Linked DNA regions of Homo sapiens: region 2 is linked to region 1. A link is an interaction called in ENCODE POLR2A ChIA-PET data of the cell type or tissue named here. Cell type or tissue: HepG2. All regions are shown on one strand. Links, peaks and the distances in the headings refer to the core of each region. The heading gives the core; the rest is flanking DNA.

Region 1 (4,387 bases), core at 216-4,215:
CCAGTGTCTGTCCCCTTTCCCCCACCTCTGCTGCTGGAGCTCTAGCCTTCATTATGAAGGGCCAGAACTCTTATTATGAATTCTGTTTGGCCTTCCTGCTTCCAGTCTTCATCTCTTCCACCCCCATTTTCCTTAACAGCCAGATTGAACTTTCAAAAAGTGCAGACCTGATCTTATCAAGCGTCTGTTTTCCTTGGCTTCTCATGGAGGGAGAACATGATCCTGGCCCCTGCCTGCCGTCCTTTCCACCTCACGGCACTCACTCTCTGGCCTTTTTTCTTCTTCCTTCTCCAGTGCAGCAGTCTTACACCTTACCACCTCCTTCTCTGTTCCTATGGTGCGCATCATTTGTTTTGCTTCTTCAGGTCTGTGTTTACATGTCACTTCAAGTCCTTAGGGACTTCTCTGTCCCTTTCCCCTACCCCTTCAATCTGGAAATCTGAAGCTGTTTACTGCTCCTTTTTGTACTTTTCACAGTTTGTAGTGATACATTCGTCTGTGATTATTTGCCTAACATTCCCCACTGAATCATGAACTCCATAAGGGTGGGGACCAGGTCTGTCTGGTTAATTAATTGCTGAGTCTCTAGCAGCAACCACAGTGCCTGGAACATCACAGACACTCAAATATGTGTTGACTGGACTGATGGGTTAAAAACTGAGTATATCCAAAGCAGTGCACTTTTAAATGATTATCTTTTCTGTAGTTCCCTCACTCTGTAATTTATTAAGAATGAACCTATGTTTTCCTCAGAGCAGTTTTATCCCAGTTGCTTTTGGTTTGCTTAGAAACATGCTTCCTTTCTTGCTGACTGTAATTGCTAGCAATTCCAGTGCTCTACAGTGATGCACTTGGTTTCTGAAACTCCTGGATTAGAGCTAGCCATAATCGGGGAAGATAATAAATTTTAGGGTATGTAATTCCTCTTAATTTGACCTGAGTGTGGGTGAGGGAAAGAAGAGAAGGCTCTACCGACTTGCTCCAAATGGTTCCCTGCCCAATAACACAGAAGCCTTAACACTCCTTTAACTCGGATATGCTGTCCCCAGAACCCAGGCATCCAAATTTAGTCTTCTCTGCATGTCCTTGTGATTTCTGACTGCCATCTGTGTCCAAATTGGCTTTGGAAGGAGAAGCTTTCTCTCCAGTGATTTATTATTTAAAGCAGTCTTCTCAGCCCTTATCATGAAAACTGGCAATTTTCATATGGCCCTTTGGAATCCACATACAAGGCTATCTGTCCCAGGCTCACTGGTGCCCCAGTTCTGAGGGGATCACTAGCCCTGCATGCTTGTGGCCTTTTGATGTGCACACAGGCATGGTGACTGGGAAGCTTATCTGTCTGTGATCATCTCATGTGCTGCAGATAACATAACTTCTTTTGCCCTTTTTAATCCACAGTTGGTCATGTTCGGAGTTTGACCTGAATGAGATTCGCCTGATAGTTTACCAGGACTGTGACAGGAGAGGCAGACAAGTCTTGTTTGACTCTAAAGCTGTTCAAAAGATTGAGGAGGTGACAGCTCAGGTATGAAATGCTGATTTGCTTTCTCCTTTTCTTTTGTGCTTTTAACCACCCTTCTGATCAATCATTTATTAATCTATCATCTTCTCTTTGAGTTATATTATACAGTGCCATTAATGGTTCAGAAGAAACATAAGCAAGCATTGAATCCTTTAATCAAAGCCCTACCCCCAACAGGCATGAGTATGCTCACTGCTAAACACAAGTGAAACTGTTAGCAAGTAATCATGGCAGGAGCTAAGCAGTGTACTATTAATAGTACTAGAGGTAAATTTGCTGGTGAGTTGCAATCCAGTAAGATTTTGATGCCAAGTGAGTGCCTCAAATGTAATGGGAAAGCAGAACTCTAAAATTCATAAAGTGATAAAGTGTTAGTGTGAAGATCATTCTGTCCAGTGTTTCTCATGGATAATAATAAGTAGCACTGGGTTAAACAAAATTAAACAGCTTTGCTTATTTACAGGACTTCCATATGCAAACCTGCATTGTTATCTTCAAAAAGGATTGTTTCTCAAACCCTTCTGACCAGGGGAGCTTTTATTTATTTCCCATTTTTTTTGTGGAGAGTTGGGTGGTAGTGGTGGTGGTGGTGGTGGTGTAGGGTGGGCGACAAGCAATGGGTAGAGTGAGGATAGAGCAGCTCTTGATCCCTTGGAACCAGAATGGGAATGGTAAAGTAACATGTTTAAGGTGAGGAGAGTCTGATCCTTTCTGGGTCTTTTTTGGATATGATACCAGGGTACTTGTAAATTCACTTTAGACCTTTCATTCTCTTTTCAGTATTTGTTCAGATGCCTACAAATTAAATAAATCCACTTGTATTCATTCTTTTTATGTTCAATAAGTTGCTACCCATACTGACCAAATACTGGCAGTTTGTAGAATGTGCAGCTAAGTAAATGAACAGTTTATAACGCAGTCTTTGTCTCATCAGGGCCAAGGGGTTGTTTTCCTGCTTTTGATAAGGATCATTTCTGCAGGAAGGAAGTGTTTGGTTAAACACAGTTTAGCTGGGTGGATTCCACAGTGTTTTAAAGTGGAGTTCTGCCAGGTGGCTAATCATTACAGTAGTTGTTGGGCTTGTTAGGTAGGTGAAGGGAGGGAGGGGGAAACCAAGAAATCTCTCAGGTGATTCACTGTAGGCTTTCCAGGTTAGATTTGTAACAGAAATTTAGGTGAGCCAGCACTTGACCCTTTGGTGGACAGGAGATGGTTTACCTCTTAGTTTCTTGAATTATTTCCCATTTCTCTGAAGGCCTCACATGGATGGTCTAGTTGAGCAGCTATCACTGGGGCTGCTCATAGTGGTGGCAGGTGGAGGGGAAAAGAAACACAAGTTTTCAAAAGGAACTGGAATCTTCAGTGTACCAGAGCACTGATAATGCTGGAATCTGGAAACATAGGCTTTCTTAGAAGCATTCATCTAACCAAAAAGGCATCTTAGGTTCAGGAGGTTTGTAGCTTGCCCAAGGCTACAAAAGAATCCAGTCAGTGCTCTATTCACTACACCAGGTGGTTTCTCCAATTATAGACTGTTCAGCATTGTACTCCAGCCAAAGGGTCTAGCAGTCTGAAGCAGTGGCACCTCGTGTCACTTAGGCCCTCTGAGGGGCTGTGTTTCTGGCTTAAGTGAGATTGAGTAACAGCTTTATCTTTAGCGTGTTGAGGGAGTGCTGGGTGCTCAGGAATAATCAAGTGCCACTTTGAATGCCATCATTGCTGGAGTGACAGTTGTGGTCCAGCACATTTTGTGTTTTCCTTACGTTCTTTTCCCATTTTCAGTCCCCACCGCCCCAGCCTCCCTTGGCAAGCACAAAACGTCATGAGTTTGTATCAAGCACATGACTGCAGGCATTTGCATTAGACCACCAGTGTGACTGTCACATTGGAGATTAGATAAGCTGCAATTGCATTCATGTTTTTTTCCAAGCAAAAGCTACACAAGGAAAAAAAAAAGGCAAAGAAGACTCAGAATAGAAATAACTTATCATAGAGGGTGCAGGAAGCTTCTGTAGGGAGTAATATGTTTGGGGAGAGGTAAATATTAATAAAGGTTTATCCTTATACGTTTGTCACTGTGATAAAAATTAGTGGCAAACTCTAGGGAATGTATAGTAGAGCATCCTCTGTTGTCTTTAACCTTTGAAGACCATATTTCCATCACATGCTATGTAATTCACAGTAGCTCCTGTTTCAGGGTTTTGGTTTCATCCCTTACAAATTCAACCTCATGATTTTCCTTCCTGTTACCTTTAAAGGAGTAGTAGAGGAGGTGTGTCATTAAAAACACAAGTAGGCCGGGCGCGGTGGCTCACGCCTGTAATCCAGCACTTTGAGAGGCTGAGGTGGGCAGATCACGAGGTCAAGAGATCAAGACCATCTTGGTCAACATGGTGAAACCCCATCTCCACTAAAAATACAAAAAAATTAGCTGGGCGTGATGGTGGGCACCTGTAAGTCCCAGCTACTTGGAGGCTGAGACAGGAGAATTGCTTGAACCCGGGAGGCACGGGTTGCAGTGAGCCGAGATCATGCCGCTGCACTACAGCCTGGCAACAGGGTGAGACTCCATCTCACAAACAAACAAACAAACAAAAAACCCTACGAGCCAGTCTGCCCAAATTAATAGTTTTGTTTTATTAGTTCCATTTGCTTAGTAAAAATTTAGATTTGAAGCCTCATCTTTCTCCTCATCAATGTAATGGATTATGACTCTACATAATACTAAAAAGCTAATAATCAAAACTCAAATAACCAAAACAGAGGTCAATTATGTGAATTGAAGTGTAAATAATAGTTAAATTATTAAAAGAGGATAAAGTCTTAATACATAACCTACCTCCTTTTGTCTAGAACCCTTCT
Region 2 (4,387 bases), core at 96-4,095, 76 kb after region 1:
GTTGGTTTAAAGTCTGTTTTATCAGGACTAGGACTACAACCCCTACTTTTTTTCACTTTCCATTTGCTTGTAGATCTTCCTCCATCTCTTTATTTTGAGTCTGTGTATGTGTTTGCACGTGAGATGTGTCTCCTGAATACAGCACAATCATGGGTCTTGACTCTTTATCCAGTTTGCCAGTCTGTGTCTTTTAATTGGGGCATTTAGCCCGTATTTGATTTAAGGTTAATATTGTTATATGTGAATGTGATCCTGTCATTATGATGCTAGTTGGTTTTTTTGCCCGTTAGTTGATGCAGTTTCTTCATAGTGTTGATGGTCTTTACAATTTGGTATGTTTTTGCAGTGGCTGGTACCGCTTTTTCCTTTCCATGTAGTGCTTCCTTCAGGAGCTCTTGTAAGGCAGGCCTGGTGGTGACAGAATCTCTCAGCATTTGCTTGTCTGTAAAGGATTTTATTTCTCCTTTGCTTGTGAAGCTTAGTTTGGCTGGATATGAAATTCTGGGTTGAAATTTTTTTTTTTTTTTTTTTTTTGAGACAGAGTCTTGCTCTGTTGCCCAGGCTGGAGTGCAGTGGCGTGATCTTAGCTCACTGCAACCTCCGCCCCTCCAGGTTTAAGCAATTCTCTGCCTCAGCGTCCAGAGTAGCTGGGATTACAGGCGTGTGCCACGAAAATTCTTTTAAGAATGTTGAATATTGGCCCCCACTCTCTTCTGGCTTGTAGGGTTTCTGCAGAGATCTGCTGTTAGTCTGATGGGCTTCCCTTTGTGGGTAACCTGACCTCTCTCTGGCTGCCCTTAACATTTTTTTCCTTCATTTCAACCTCCGTGAATCTGACCATTATGTGTCTTGGGGTTGCTCTTCTCGAGGAGTATCTTTGTGGTGTTCTCTGTATTTCCTGAATTTGAATGTTGGCCTGCCTTGCTAGGTTGGGGACATTCTCCTGGATAATAACCTGAAGTGTGTTTTCCAACTTGGTTCCATTCTCCCTGTCACTTTCAGGTATACCAATCAAACGTAGATTTGGTCTTTTCACATAGTCTCATATTTCTTGGAGGCTTTGTTCGTTTGTTTTCATTTTTTCTGTAATCTTGTCTTCACGCTTTATTTCATTAAGTTGATCTTCAATCTCTGATAGCCTTTCTTCTGCTTGATTGATCCAGCTATTGATACTTGTGTATGCTTCATGAAGTTCTCGTGCTGTGTTTTTCAGCTCCATCAGGTCATTTATGTTCTTCTCTAAGCTAGTTATTCTAGTTAGCAATTCACCTAACCTTTTTTCAAGGTTCTTAGCTTCCTTGCATTGGGTTAGAACATGCTTCTTTAGCTCAGAGGAGTTTGTTATTACCCACCTTCTGAAGCCTACTTCTGTCAATTCATCAAACTCAATTCTCCATCCAGTTTTGTTCCCTTGCTGGTGAGGAGCTGTGATCCTTTGGAGGAGAGAGCATTCTGGTTTTTTGAATTTTCAGCCTTTTTGCCCAGGTTTCTCCCCATCTTCATGGATTTATCTACCTTTGGTCTTTTACGTTGGTGACCTTCGGATGGGGTCTCTGAGTGGACGTCCTTTTTGTTGATGTTGATGTGGCTGTTTTCTGCTTGTTAATTTTCCTTCTAACAGGCCTGTCTGCTGCAGGTCTGCTGTGGTTTGTTGGAGGTCCACTACAGACCCTGTTTGCCTGGGTATCACCAGCGGAGGCTGTAGAACAGCAAAGATTGCTGCCTGTTCCTTCCTCTGGAAGCTTCGTCCCAGAGGGGCACCCACCAGATTCCAGCCAGAGCTCTCCTGTATGAGGTTCTGTCGGCCCCTACTGGGAGGTGTCTCCCAGTCAGGATACACAGGGGTCAGGGATCCACTTGAGGAGGCAGTCTGACCCTTAGCAGAGCTCAAACGCTGTGTGGGGGATCCACTGCTGTCTTCAGAGTTATCAGGCAGGGATGTTTAAGTCTGCTGAAGCTGTGCCTACAGCCGCCCCTTCCCCCAGGTGCTCTGTCCCAAAGAGATGGGGGTTTTATCTATAAACCCCTAACTGGGGCTGCTGCCTTTTTTTCAGAGATGCCCTGCCCAGAGAGGAGGAATCTAGAGAGGCAGTCTGGCCCCAGTGGCCTTGCTGAGAGCTGCAGTGGGCTCCGCCCAGTTTGAACTTCCAGGCAGCTTTGTTTACACTGTGAGGCTAAACCGCTTACTCAAGTCTCAGCAATGGTGGATGCCCCTCCCCCAACCAACCTCAAACGTCCCAGGTCGACCTCAGACTGCTGTGCTGGCAGTGAGAATTTCAAGCCAGTGGATCTTAGCTTGCTGGCTCTGTGGGCATGGGACCCACTGAGCCAGACCACTCGGCTCCCTGGCTTCAGCCCCCTTTCCAGGGGAGTGAACCGTTCTGTCTCGCTAGCATTCCGGGTGCCACTGAGGTATGGAAAAAAAACTCTTGCAGCTAGCTCAGTGTCTGCCCAAATGGCCGCCCAGTTTTGTGCTTGAAACCCAGGGCCCTGATTGTGTACACACCAAAGGGAATCTCCTGGTCTGTGGGTCATGAAGACCATGGGAAAAGTGCAGTATCCAGACTGCAGTGCAGATATTGAGTTCCTCACGGCTTCCCTTGGGTAGGGGAAACAATTCCCTGAACCCTTGCACTTCCCGAGTAAGGCAACACCCCACCCTCCTTCTACTTGCCCTCTGTGGGCTGCACCCAGTGTCCAGCCACTCCCAATGAGATGAGCCGGGTACATCAGTTGGAAATACAGAAATCACCCACCTTCTGCGTCGATCTTGCTGGGAGCTGCAGACCAGAGCTGTTCCTATTCGGCCGTCTTGCCTTATTAGATTTTCCATTGCCAAATGTGTGCCTTACATTTCAAGGGCTTTACCCCATCCTTGACCCTTACAGGTGTGCATCAACACGTGTAATCATAAGCTTTTATTCCCCTTTGCACTCATCTCTAGGTCCTCTTAGTGCATTATTAGTGGACTCATGTTCATCCTTCCTTTATCCCCTTCCTCCCGTAGTCAGGGCCAGTAGCACTAAAAGTACTAGAGAACTTCTGTGCACTCTGAAATCAGATCTGTATGTAGCATTACTGGAGAAGGACTAGAAAACCCCATGAGGTAATGCCAGATACTGTTTTATTTTTACTTTGAGGAATTCAAGGGTAAGGATTAGGACATAGTCCACAAACTGAAACAGTTCAATTTTTTTTTTTCATGACACCTGGCATCATTTTTAGCCAGTGCCCATACTGTATCCACCTCTGCTGTAAGAGAGGCAGCCAAAGCTGTGTCCATTTGAAACCATGATGTCTCTTAACCCAGTACCTTTTAGTGTCACTTTGCTCTCAGAATCTTGTGGCTTAAATGCTCAGTGAGGATCCCAGTATAAACTTTGAACAAATTCCCAATGTTTTTTAAGAAATTGCTACCATCATCGTTTTTCTAAGACCAATTTGAACTTAGGTGAAAAATCAGTATGCATTTAGAAGTGTTGACTGGAAGAATGAGTTTATAATGGAGAATACCTTAAAGTATGATACAATGAAGTTATATAGGGAATACAGGAAAGTTAGAAAGTCTGGTGACCCCTGCCAAGGGAAAAAGAGCTTTATGTCCACACACAGGCACAACACACTTCCTGTATTTCTCTCCCTTTGCCTCCCTGGTCAGTGTCCACTGGAATATTTTATTAAAAGAGTAAGTTTATTATCCTTCCATCTGTTTTGCTTTTTCATTAGTTTTAAATGATAATCTATCAAACTTAGTACCTAGAAATAATACTTTCTCATAAAAAGAAATAATACTTTCTCATAAAACCATGCTCTTTTAAAGTAATATTCTTTTCTTTTCTCAATATTCAGGATTGAATCCAACGACCTGCCTCTGTTGACTGCTATTGCCAGTACTCATTCTCCTTATGTGGCTCAAATACTCTTATAAGCTAAAGCTCAGGACAGTTCTTCCTTGGAAGAAAAAAATCAAATTCTCAACTGAAGGAGAAAGGAATAAGCTCTCTGTGATGTCAAAAGCATGAGAAGAGCAAACAGAAACAGTCATTCCACCTTTTTGTTTTGTGTTTTTGCTGTCAAGCTGATGCTTCATTGAAGACTTAGGTTTACTTGACATAATAGCATTTGTGATTGTCGTGAACACTTTAGGCCATTTGTTACCCATGAATCAACAAAGAAACTGACCTTTTTGGTAGGAGGAAACATAAGCACTAAACACTAAGCTGTTGCAACAGATTGCCTTGTGCTGTTTGGGCAGAATAAAGACAAGTGACTTGAGCGGGGTGGTCAGCAGTGTACATAATATTCCAGTAGGAAACTGCTTCCAAGTTTAAGCATGAGCTCCCCAAACTGGAGAAAACATATTTTGCTATTCTGAGACAACAATCAG

The links. ChIA-PET counts read pairs that join two places held together with the same protein. Peaks named below come from ENCODE experiments on the same cell type or tissue, not always from the same donor. Only the 100,000 strongest peaks of a DNase experiment are listed, where the experiment ranks them.
Region 2: POLR2A ChIA-PET joins it to region 1 with 9 read pairs; 3 of 35 experiments call an interaction of 5 or more read pairs at or near these places.

What each region holds. Positions count from the first base shown.
Region 1 is chr4:158,824,515-158,828,901 of GRCh38, forward strand. It overlaps FNIP2 (folliculin interacting protein 2), which reads left to right. Exons shown (of 17, transcript NM_020840.3): 2 at 1,402-1,528. Among named protein-coding and RNA genes, the nearest start is that of FNIP2, 58 kb to the left of the region's middle. In HepG2, for the core only: no CTCF peak of the experiment used is centred there; DNase peaks (open chromatin) are centred at 1,337 and 2,507.
Region 2 is chr4:158,900,617-158,905,003 of GRCh38, forward strand. It overlaps FNIP2 (folliculin interacting protein 2), which reads left to right. Exons shown (of 17, transcript NM_020840.3): 17 at 3,850-4,387. The coding sequence ends at 3,928. The region is part of intron 4 of SPMIP2 (sperm microtubule inner protein 2); the gene reads right to left. Among named protein-coding and RNA genes, the nearest start is that of SPMIP2, 130 kb to the right of the region's middle. RefSeq lists enhancers at 1,287-2,152, 2,153-3,018. In HepG2, for the core only: a CTCF peak has its summit at 2,127; a DNase peak (open chromatin) is centred at 2,175.